2 separate regions of the Homo sapiens genome follow, and region 2 is linked to region 1. A link is a loop called in an ENCODE intact Hi-C map of the cell type or tissue named here. Cell type or tissue: Calu3. All regions are shown on one strand.

Region 1 (5,000 bases):
CCACTTCCCATTTCCAGACAAAAATATCTACTACAACTAACAATGACTAAAGTACCTTCCAAGTTTCAGGGTTTCTATTCCCATTAATCTCACTGATATCCTTATTACTTTGTTTATGAATTATTTAAAAGTCTATATATGTTACAGAATTGAAATTCAAGATGAGATTTGGGTGGGGACACAGCCAAACCATATCAGTCATCTTTCTTTACTCTATACATATTCCCCCCGAACACTTACTTAATAATTTATAATAAAGCAAGTACACAAATAATTCAAAAAGTGAGTTAATTTTTTTTTTTTTGTAAAATCCAAAGCAAGTAAACAGGAACCACATTTGATGTTTAAAAAAAATGCATGAGATTAAAATAACTCCTTTTCAGAAACAGAAATGGAATCTCCAAAAGTAAAAGACTGTTTCTATAGATGAAGGAACTAATATCTAGAGATAATAAATGCCTTTTGAAGGTTGTACAGCAGATCTAAGGAATGAACCCACAATTTGGGTTTGATGTTTGTTTAATTGTAATATTAATCTACTTTACTAGCACCATTAATTTATTTGCAGGATCTTAAATGTCAAGCTAAAATTAAAAATATCTTTTTTCTTTTTATATTTTGTCTTTAAAAGTATTTTTAATTTACTGCTAAAAAGAGAGAATGGCATTGATTCTTCATCTGCATAGAAAACAGCTCACTCCCTTCTAGCAGATTTATTTTGAATTATATAAACACCAAAAAAAAAATCCTCACATACGCTCTGCATTTTTATAGCTTCTTTTTAAGCAAACTCTCTCTTCTTGGAAGATCCCCTCCCTTCTTCAAGATATTTCTGCTCCTCCCACTACCTCAAACGTAACTGCTATTGTTGTCCTTGTTGCATCCGCATCACCCTGTGCCTCTATTAAAAGCACTTTACACCTCATAATATAATTTAATACATGTATGTTCCCCTAATAAGATCTAAGTTCCTCTAGGGGAGGAACATATCTTAGGCATCTTTGTAGAAACAGAATCAGCCACAGGATCTGGCACACAGTAGGAGCTCAACAAAAGAATGTTGAAGTCATGAATGTGATAGTAATAGATACTAAATTGTTCTCAATCAATAAATTTTTATTTGGGAAAATAGAGCATTTGGAAAGAATATTTCTTAGGATTTTTTTCACCTGCAGGTAACGTAAAACTGAAAAAAAAAAGGTTTAAATTTAAATTAAAACGTAGAAATGAATTTGTTCCCTTGGCTGAAAATTCCAAATGTGAGGCAGCTCTCAGGAGTAATTTGAGGGTGCGAGCCTCAAGCCTTGGCAGCTTCCACATGGTGTTGAGCCTGTGAGTGCACAGAAGTCAAGAATTGAGGTTTGGGAACCTCCGCCTAGATTTCAGAGGATTTATGGAAACACCTGGATGCTCAGGCAGAAGTTTGCTGTAGGGGTGGGGTCCTCAGGGGGAGAACCTCTGCTAGGGCAGTGCTGAAGGGAAATGTGGGGTCAGAGCCCCCACACAGAGTCTCTAGTGGGGCACTGCCTAGTGGAGCTGTGAGAAGAGGGCCACCATCCTCCAGACCCCAGAATGATAGATCCACTGACAGCTTGCACAATGCACCTGGAAAAGCTGCAGGCACTCAATGCCAGCCTGTGAAAGCAGCTGGAAGGGAGGCAGTACCCTGCAAAGCCACAGGGGTGGAGCTGCCCAAGACCATGAGAACTCACATCTTGCATCAGCGTGACCTGGGTGTGAGACATGGAGTAAAAGGAGATCATTTTGGAGCTTGAAGATTTGACTGCCCTTCTGGATTTTGGGCTTGCATGGGGTCTGTAGCCTCTTTGTTTTGGCCAATTTCTCCCATTTAGAATGGCTGTATTTACCCAATGCCTGTACACCCATTGTACCTAGGAAGTAACTAACTTGTTTTTGATTTTACAGGCTCATAGGCAGAAGGGACTTGCCTTGTGTCAGACGATATTTTGGACTGTGGACTTTTGGGTTAATGCTGCAATGAGTTAAGACTTTGGGGGGCTGTTGGGAAGGCATGATTTGTCTTGAAATGTGAGGACATGAGATTTGGGAGGGGCCAGGGGATAGAATAATATGGTTTGGCTGTGTCCCCACCCAAATCTCATCTTGAATTTCTATGTGTTGTGGGAAGGACTTGGTGGGAGGTAATTGAATCATGGGGGCAAGTCTTTCCTATGCTGTTCTGATGATAGTGAATAAGTCTTATGAGATCTTGCTGGTGGAAGGGTTTATGGGGTGCCAGTTTAGTCAGTCACCCCTGTGTAGGACACCTCTGGAACACCATAGGGGGCACCTGAGGAGAAACATCTCATTATTGCCATTGTGCCCCCAGGCCAGTGAGCATGACCTGCTCTGTGGCTTTACACAGAATGCTCTGGGCGGAAACACTCCCTTGAAGCATTGGAATGTGACCAGACATCCTATCCTAGCTCCCACCAGCTGCAGCCTGGTAAGTTAAAGATTATCATAGTGGTTAGACATATGCTTTGAGCTTAAAGGAAATTCACATAACCGCCAGTGCTATACATGTTTCCAATGACGCATGCTCCCCCACCTTCACCGTTTCACCCCGTACCATCTGCTTCTTAGATCAAAAAGATTGTACTCAATAAATTTTCAGGAAACCAGTGTTCTGGGCCTTCTGCAGCCTTCACTCTAGCAGATGGCCCCCTGGACCTGCTTTTACTCTTAACTTGTCTTTTCTCATTCCTTTGTCACTGCCGGACTTTGGGTACCCATGGCTGGGGGTTGGGACTGATCTCCCCAACAGGTCTGATGGTTTAAAAACAGAAATATCCCCGCACAAGCTCTCTCTTTGCCTGCCATCATCCATGTAAGATGTGACTTGCTTCTCCTTGCCTACCATCATGATTGTGAGGCCTTCCCAGCCATGTGGAACTGTGAGTCTAATTAAACCTCTTTCTTTTATAAATTGCTCAGTCTCCAGTACATCTTTATCAGCAGCGTGAAAACCGACTAATACAATGACTTAAGTATTAGTAGGCCCTTCGTCTATTGTTGTTGTTAATATCCTTCCTTATATAAGAATGATGCTCTTAACTTCTCAAAATAAGGCATATACTTTGACATATTGTAGTGTTTGGTTTAAACTGAGTGTTTCATTGACCCCCATTTATTTTACATGGCAGTAAAAGTCAGTGACCAGGGAACGGAATAAAAATAACTTATTGCTTTGCTCAGAATTATTGTCATGCAAAGACTTCTTCATTAGGGACACACTCAACATCCCTTCTTCACTTCTTCTTATTAAGAGACCTCTAATCCACTTTGGGAGGCCAAGGTGGGTGGATCACGAGGTCAGGAGATGGAGACCATCCTGGCTGACATGGTGAAACCTCGTCTCTGCTAAAAAATACAAAAAATTAGCCAGGCATGGTGGCAGGTGCCTGTAGTCCCAGCTACTCGGGAGGCTGAGGCAGGAGAATGGCATGAACCTGGGAGGCAGAGCTTGCAGTGAGCCAAGATTTTGCCACTGCATTCCAGCCTGGGTGACAGGGCAAGGCTCCATCTCAAAAAAAAAAAAAAAAGAAAAAGAGACCTCTAATCTTATGAATCCAGTTATAAGTCAACATTTCCTAGGGTTTCTTTTTTCAGCTAGATATGGCCATATGATTAAATTTTAACTCATAAAATACAAGTAGAAGTGATATATGGGATTTTCCCAAGTTTTCTTAAGCAAGAGGTCACATACTTTTTCTTCTTCTTACCCTCTTGCTTGCTATGTGTAATGTGGCTGGAGCTCGAACTACCATTTTGGATAAAGAGTAATAAGATAAGAATATCAAAGGTTCAATAGAAGAAATCTAGATTTCTGTACTACCTATCTCTAGATTTTAATGAAATAGGAATTAACTTCTATTTTGTTTAAGCCATTTTGGTTTTCTGTTAAATGAACCAGAATCTAAGTCTTAACAAACACTGTGGGAGATCAGTGCCAAATCCTATCAGGTTTTTATCCTGTATTTCTTAAATCTGTCCTTTTCTCCCTGCTTTCTACTCTCATCCTTCTCATCATCACCGCCACCACCACCATTACCTTTAGCCTGACACATTTACTGATTGCCTAGACTACTGCAATGGTTTTCTAACTGGTCTACACAATTCAGTCTAGACCTCTCCAGTCTGTTTTCCACTTTGCTGTCTAACTAATGTTTTCAGAATTCATATTTTGAAGATCAGATTATTACCCACTCTTCTTCTAGGGTGAAACTTTGCAGATGTTTTCTAATTACAATTAGGATGGAGGCTACAATTTTTAACATGACTGTGTTGGTTAGCTAGGGTTGTCATAACAAACTGCCACACATTAGGGGACAAAAACAGTAGACATTAATTTTCTTATAATTCTGGAGACTGGACGTCCAAGATCAAGATGTCAGCAGGGTTGGTTTCTTTTGTGCCTCTCTCCTTGGCTTGTAGATGATGATCTTTTCTATGTCTCTTTCCTCAGTTTGTGTCTGTATCCTAATATCCTCATCTTATAAGGACAGCAGTCATATTGGATTAAGACCCTCCCTAATTAACTCATTTCAATTTACTTATCTCTTTAAAGATTCCATCTCCAAATATAGTCATATTCTGAGGTACTAGGGGGTTAGAACTTCAACATACAAATTACAGGAAACAGTTCGGCCATAACAATGGCCCATAATGTTTGGTTCCTGATTCCATGAGTTTGTAAGACTTTGAAGTTCCCATGCACTAGAACACTAGAAAAACTTGTTTATCCTATAAATTTCCTGGGCAAGGGAGAGCATCACCTTCATAAAGTCTCAGTAGGAAGACTAAATTTTTCCTCAAAAGGGAGAAATTTGAAAAGAATACTTATAGTGTGGTCTGGGCAGGGATTGGTTAACAAGTTTATCAACTAGGCAAGTTACTGGAGCAGTGTTTCTATTGTTGAAACATATGAGTCTAGTATGAGTTTGTGTTAAAAGTGTTAAAGTGACCTTATGTCTTCT
Region 2 (5,000 bases), 210 kb before region 1:
GGACCATCAGGCAAGATGTCTCAACTTCCAGGTTTCCCACCCTACCTCCTGCACTTCTACTGATTTATATCCTCACCAACTCTTCCCTCTTTTCATGCACGTCCAGAGTGAAGTGTCTGTGGTGTCTGAGATGAGCCCTTCCATTTATGTCCTTGGCTCCTTTCTCTCCAGTGTCCTCTACATCCTTGCTCAGGCAGTTATTTTCTCTCTTATTTCAGAAAAATGCTAGAAAATAACAAAAAGAATCATCTGTAATTTCACCTTAAAAATTATCTAAATTGCCTAGTGAATGTTCCTTCTATTACCCAGTCATCAAATTTCATCTTCCCTAAGGTAATCTATGTTAATTAAATTTATATTTCTTGAATATATGCAATAAATCTATGTGGATAACCAGATGTTTTCATATTTTCAAGAATAAGATTATTCTGTAATTGATCTAAAATTTGCTTTTTACACTAACAAATCAATATATAGATCTGCCTTTTATATTGGCTGCATAATATTCAATTATATGGCAGCATTATAGTTTATTCAACCATTTCTTTCTTTTCTTTTCTGTTTTTTGTTTTGTTTTGTTTTTTTTTGGAGATGGAGCCTTCCTCTGTCACCCAGGCTGGAGTGCAGTGGTGCGATATCGGCTCACTGCAACCTCTGCCTCCCGGGTTCAAGTGATTCTCCTGCCTCAGCCTCCCCAGTAGTGGGGATTACAGGCACCCGCCACCATGCCCAGCTAATTTTTGTATTTTTAATAGAAACAGGATTTCGCCATGTTGGCCAGGCTGGTCTTGAACCCTTGACCTCAGGCAATCCACCTGCCTCGGCCTCCCAAAGTGCTGGGATTACATGTGTAGGCTACCGCACCCGGCCTCAATCATTTCTTTATGTATATTTAGATTGTTTCTAATTTTCAATATTGCTTATAATACAAAAATCCATCTGCATATGTCTTTCCATACTTACGCTTTTATTTTCATAAACTAGATTGCTAGAAGCTAAAATGCCGACTCAAATGATGTGCTTGTTTTGAATTATAACAAGTACTACCAAATTACTTCTCAAATAATTTGTACCAATTATATTACAACCAAGAGTCTGTGAGTGTCCACTTCCCCATTTCTTCATCATCACTGGGTACAAATCAATATTTCTAATTTTTGTCAATTTTATAGGAAAAAGATATTTTATTTTCATGTGCAATTCCCTGATTACTAGTAGGATTGAGCATCTCATCACTGTTTATTGGTAATATTTATATCTTATTTTTTGCATTGTACATTTGTACTGTGTAGTCCTTTGCTCCTTTGCCCAGTTTTTTTTCATATGGATTGTCCTTCTAATTGACGTGTTATAAGTCTTTAAGTATTACAGATTACCTATCTAGCAAATATTTCCATTTGGTCAGTCATCATCTTCTAAATTGTCTTTGTGTAAGGTTTCTTTATAGCGTCCTTGTTTTTGTCCATTTGGGAAATTCTTCCCTACTTTGAGGTTATAAACATGTTTTATTACTTTTTCTTTTAACTTTTGTTATTTTATTTCTTTCATTTACAAATTTAATTCTTTCTTGTGGCTTTTGTTTTTAACTCTCTTGATGGGTCTGTCCACTCAGTGTATAAATATTTTAGGTCTTTTTTTTAATATATATAATTTGAAAGCTTTTCTTTGTGTTACCCTGCATGTATCTGAAAGCCTTTCTCATTTCTTTCTTTTAGTCTATGAAGTAATTATATTTACTGTCTCACTTCTTTGTTTTCCATTTAATCTTCATATACTTATAATTTGGCTTACAATCCTACTGTCATGTTAATACAATTAATCTATGTGCACCACAGTAAGTAAATTTCTGAACCAAATGGACATTTTTCAGTGCTTTGGGGCATTTTTAGTGCCTTTGGGCATTAGGTAGTCTCCAAAGATGGCTGCTTTGATTTTCTCCCCTCGCTGTTGTGCATTCACCACTCTAACCATCAAAAGATGGATTCGATTTACCCTCGTCTTTAATCTGGTCCTCTTTCTTCCTAGCACAGTAGTCTCAGGATAGCTAAATTTCTTACATGATGGCTGGCTTTGCAGAATAAGATGGAAGCTGCTAGGCCTCTGAAAGTTTAGGCCCAGAGCTGGCAGAGTCATTCCCACCGTAATCTCTTGGGCTAACTTCACAAGCCCAAGCTAGCCACGTGACGAGGCCACATGGAGGAGCTCTAACATGCCAGACACGAGTGAAGCCTCTTTGACCTTCCAGGTTAGACCAGTTTCTGATCAATGCTGCTTTGTAAATTTCCCTGGCTAATGCTGCATAGAGCCAAAGAAGCATCCAACTAACTCCAGTTGATCCCCTAAATTGTGAGAAATAATAAAATTCAGTCTCTTTGGTGAATAGTTCTAATGAAGTTTGACAAATACACGGAATTGTGTGATACTCACCAGAACAGTTCCATCATCCTCCAAAATTCTTTTGTGCTGCTTGTTTGTAGTCAACCCTCCCTTACATCCAAGATTTGGAAACCACTGATCTGTTTTGTGTGCTACTTTTGCCTTCTCCAGAATGACATAAATGGAATTTTACAGTTTATAGCTTTTTGAGCCTGATTTCTTTCACTTACGTTAATGGATTTCAGATTCATTGTGTTATTGTATCAGTACTTTGTTCCTTTTAATTGGTGAGTAGGATTCTGTTTTTTGGATTTATCACAGTTTGTTTTATTCAATCACCAGCTGAAGGACATTTGGGACATTTGTTTTCAGTGCTTAGAAATTTTGAATATAGCTGCTAGAAACGTTTATACACTGGATTTTGTGTGAACATCACTTTTTATTTCTCTTGGATAAAATATCTAAAATTTAATTTTATAAGAAATTGCCAAACTGTTTTCCAAAGTGGCTATACCTTACATTCCCACCAGTAGTGAATGAGTTCCAATTGCTTCACACATCCTCATTTGAGTTTGGTATGGTCATTAAAGAAAACCCCTAGACATTCTAATAGGTATATAGTAGTATATCATTGTGGTATTAATTTGCATTTCCTTAGTAATTAACGATGTTGAGCATATTTGCATGTGCTTACTTGCCATATATATATATATATCTTCTTGGTGAAGTACCTGTTTAGATAGTTTGCTCACTTCAAAAAATTTGATTGTTTTCTTACTTTTGAGTCTTGAGAGTTCTCAATATATTCTGGATTCAAGTCCTTTACTAAATATAGAGTTTGCAAACATATTCTCTCAGTTTGTGGTTTTTCTTAACAGTGCTTTTCTCTTAACAGTGGCTTACACACATCAAATGTTTATAATTTTTTGAAGCCCAGATTGTAATTTTTTTCTTTCATGAATTGTACTTTTGGTATAATATCTAAGAACTCTTGGCATGACCCAGAGTTACAAAAATTTTCTTCTACGCTTACTTTTAAAGTTTTATAGGTTTACATTTTAAAGTAGATCTATGGTCTATTTTGTGTTAATTTTTATATAAGGTGTGAGATATAGGTTGATATTTACTTTGGGGCATATGGATAGTCATTTGTTCCAGCTCATTTGTTGAAAAAATTGTCTTTACTCCATTGAATCACTTGTGTACCATTGTAAAAAAAGTCATTTGATCTTACTTATCTGGTTATATTCCTGGACTCTGTATTCCATTTCATTGATGAATGTGTCTATCTTTAGTTGTTACTGTTTTAAGCCATTAAATTTTGTATTTGTTTGTTATACAGCAAAATGTAACAATATGTGACACAGTCACTGTGAAGAACTTTGAAAGGGCTGAAATTTTACTCCTCTTGAAAGCTAACAAGTTAGTCTGCCACAGTTTCATGAATCCTGGTGGAAGACTCAAGACTTCTGGGACAAGGATGAAGAAAAATTTACTAATCAAACCAATAGCCATAGCCAAAGTATTTGCATTTTTGTGTTGGTTTTCTAAACCCCAATTCCCATAAGGTGATGCAAAGAGGGCCAGGTAACACCTATACACACAGGTATAATTTAATCACTGATGCACAAGAGATACAGTAATACCACTATTAGTATAAGTGGTAAGTGACATAGTAGTTCCACTGATGTATTTCAGCCTCCCCTTCTTTCTGTGGCTGATTTTTTTTCCAGAATGAGGTCAGACATTATCTTCCAAGCAGCCTCTGGTTATTTTATCTTCTGAGTTCCTGTAGCATCATATGTAGTATTATGACTGAGTATTTTATCTTCCTTATTAGGCAGTGAGCTCTTCGAGAGTAGGCTCTAACTCATTTTCCTTATACTCTAATTTGTCAAACTATTAAAACATTTGATGTACTTCCTTTTGAAGCATCTGTTGATACAGTTACCATGCCTTCACTATCTTGATGATTTCACAAGAAATGGAACAAATGGAATACTTGTAATAAAAGGCCCTATTTTTCTTGATGATCGTTTCCCAAAGAAGTTATTTCTGTTCTGAAGGAAGTAGCTGAAAATACCTATGAAGTAACTGCTTTCCTGAAAATAGTACTTGTTATAGTATAAGTAGAAGGGGCCTTAACATATAATTTTTAAAAGGCTTATAGCTGTGGGTAATACGAAGTCTCTAAAATACGTGCATGCCAGTAATATTGAGAACAATGCCATTTTATTCCAGGATCCAAGAAGGGCATTGCATAATTAGCAGAACAAATTGACAAGCAGGGCACATAGTTTACATTTCCATGGTAGGTAAGAATGACTATTTTGATTACAATTTCATGTGTTTTGTTTACTTTTTTTTGGTGGGGGGACAGAGTTTCACTCCTGTTGCCCAGGCTGGAGTGCAATGGCATGATGTTGGCTCACCACAACCTCTGCCTCCCAGGTTCAAGTGGTTCTCCTGCCTCAGCGTCCTGAGTAGCTGGGACTACAGGCAAATGTCACCACGCCCAACTAATTTTGTATTTTACTAGAGACGGGGTTTCTTCATGTTGGTCAGGCTGGTCTTGAACTCCCAACCTCAGGTCATCTGCCCACCTAGGCCTCCCAAAGTGCTGG

Evidence for each region. Peaks named below come from ENCODE experiments on the same cell type or tissue, not always from the same donor. Only the 100,000 strongest peaks of a DNase experiment are listed, where the experiment ranks them.
Region 2: a loop joins it to region 1, with 2.9 times the contacts of the local background. A loop is called at or near these places in 2 of 110 quality-filtered maps.

The regions. Positions count from the first base shown.
Region 1 is chr4:103,413,526-103,418,525 of GRCh38, forward strand. No RefSeq gene overlaps it. Among named protein-coding and RNA genes, the nearest start is that of LINC02428, 9.0 kb to the right of the region's middle. In Calu3, no CTCF peak of the experiment used is centred here; a DNase peak (open chromatin) is centred at 2,496.
Region 2 is chr4:103,205,682-103,210,681 of GRCh38, forward strand. No RefSeq gene overlaps it. Among named protein-coding and RNA genes, the nearest start is that of CENPE, 9.8 kb to the left of the region's middle. In Calu3, no CTCF peak of the experiment used is centred here; a DNase peak (open chromatin) is centred at 2,190.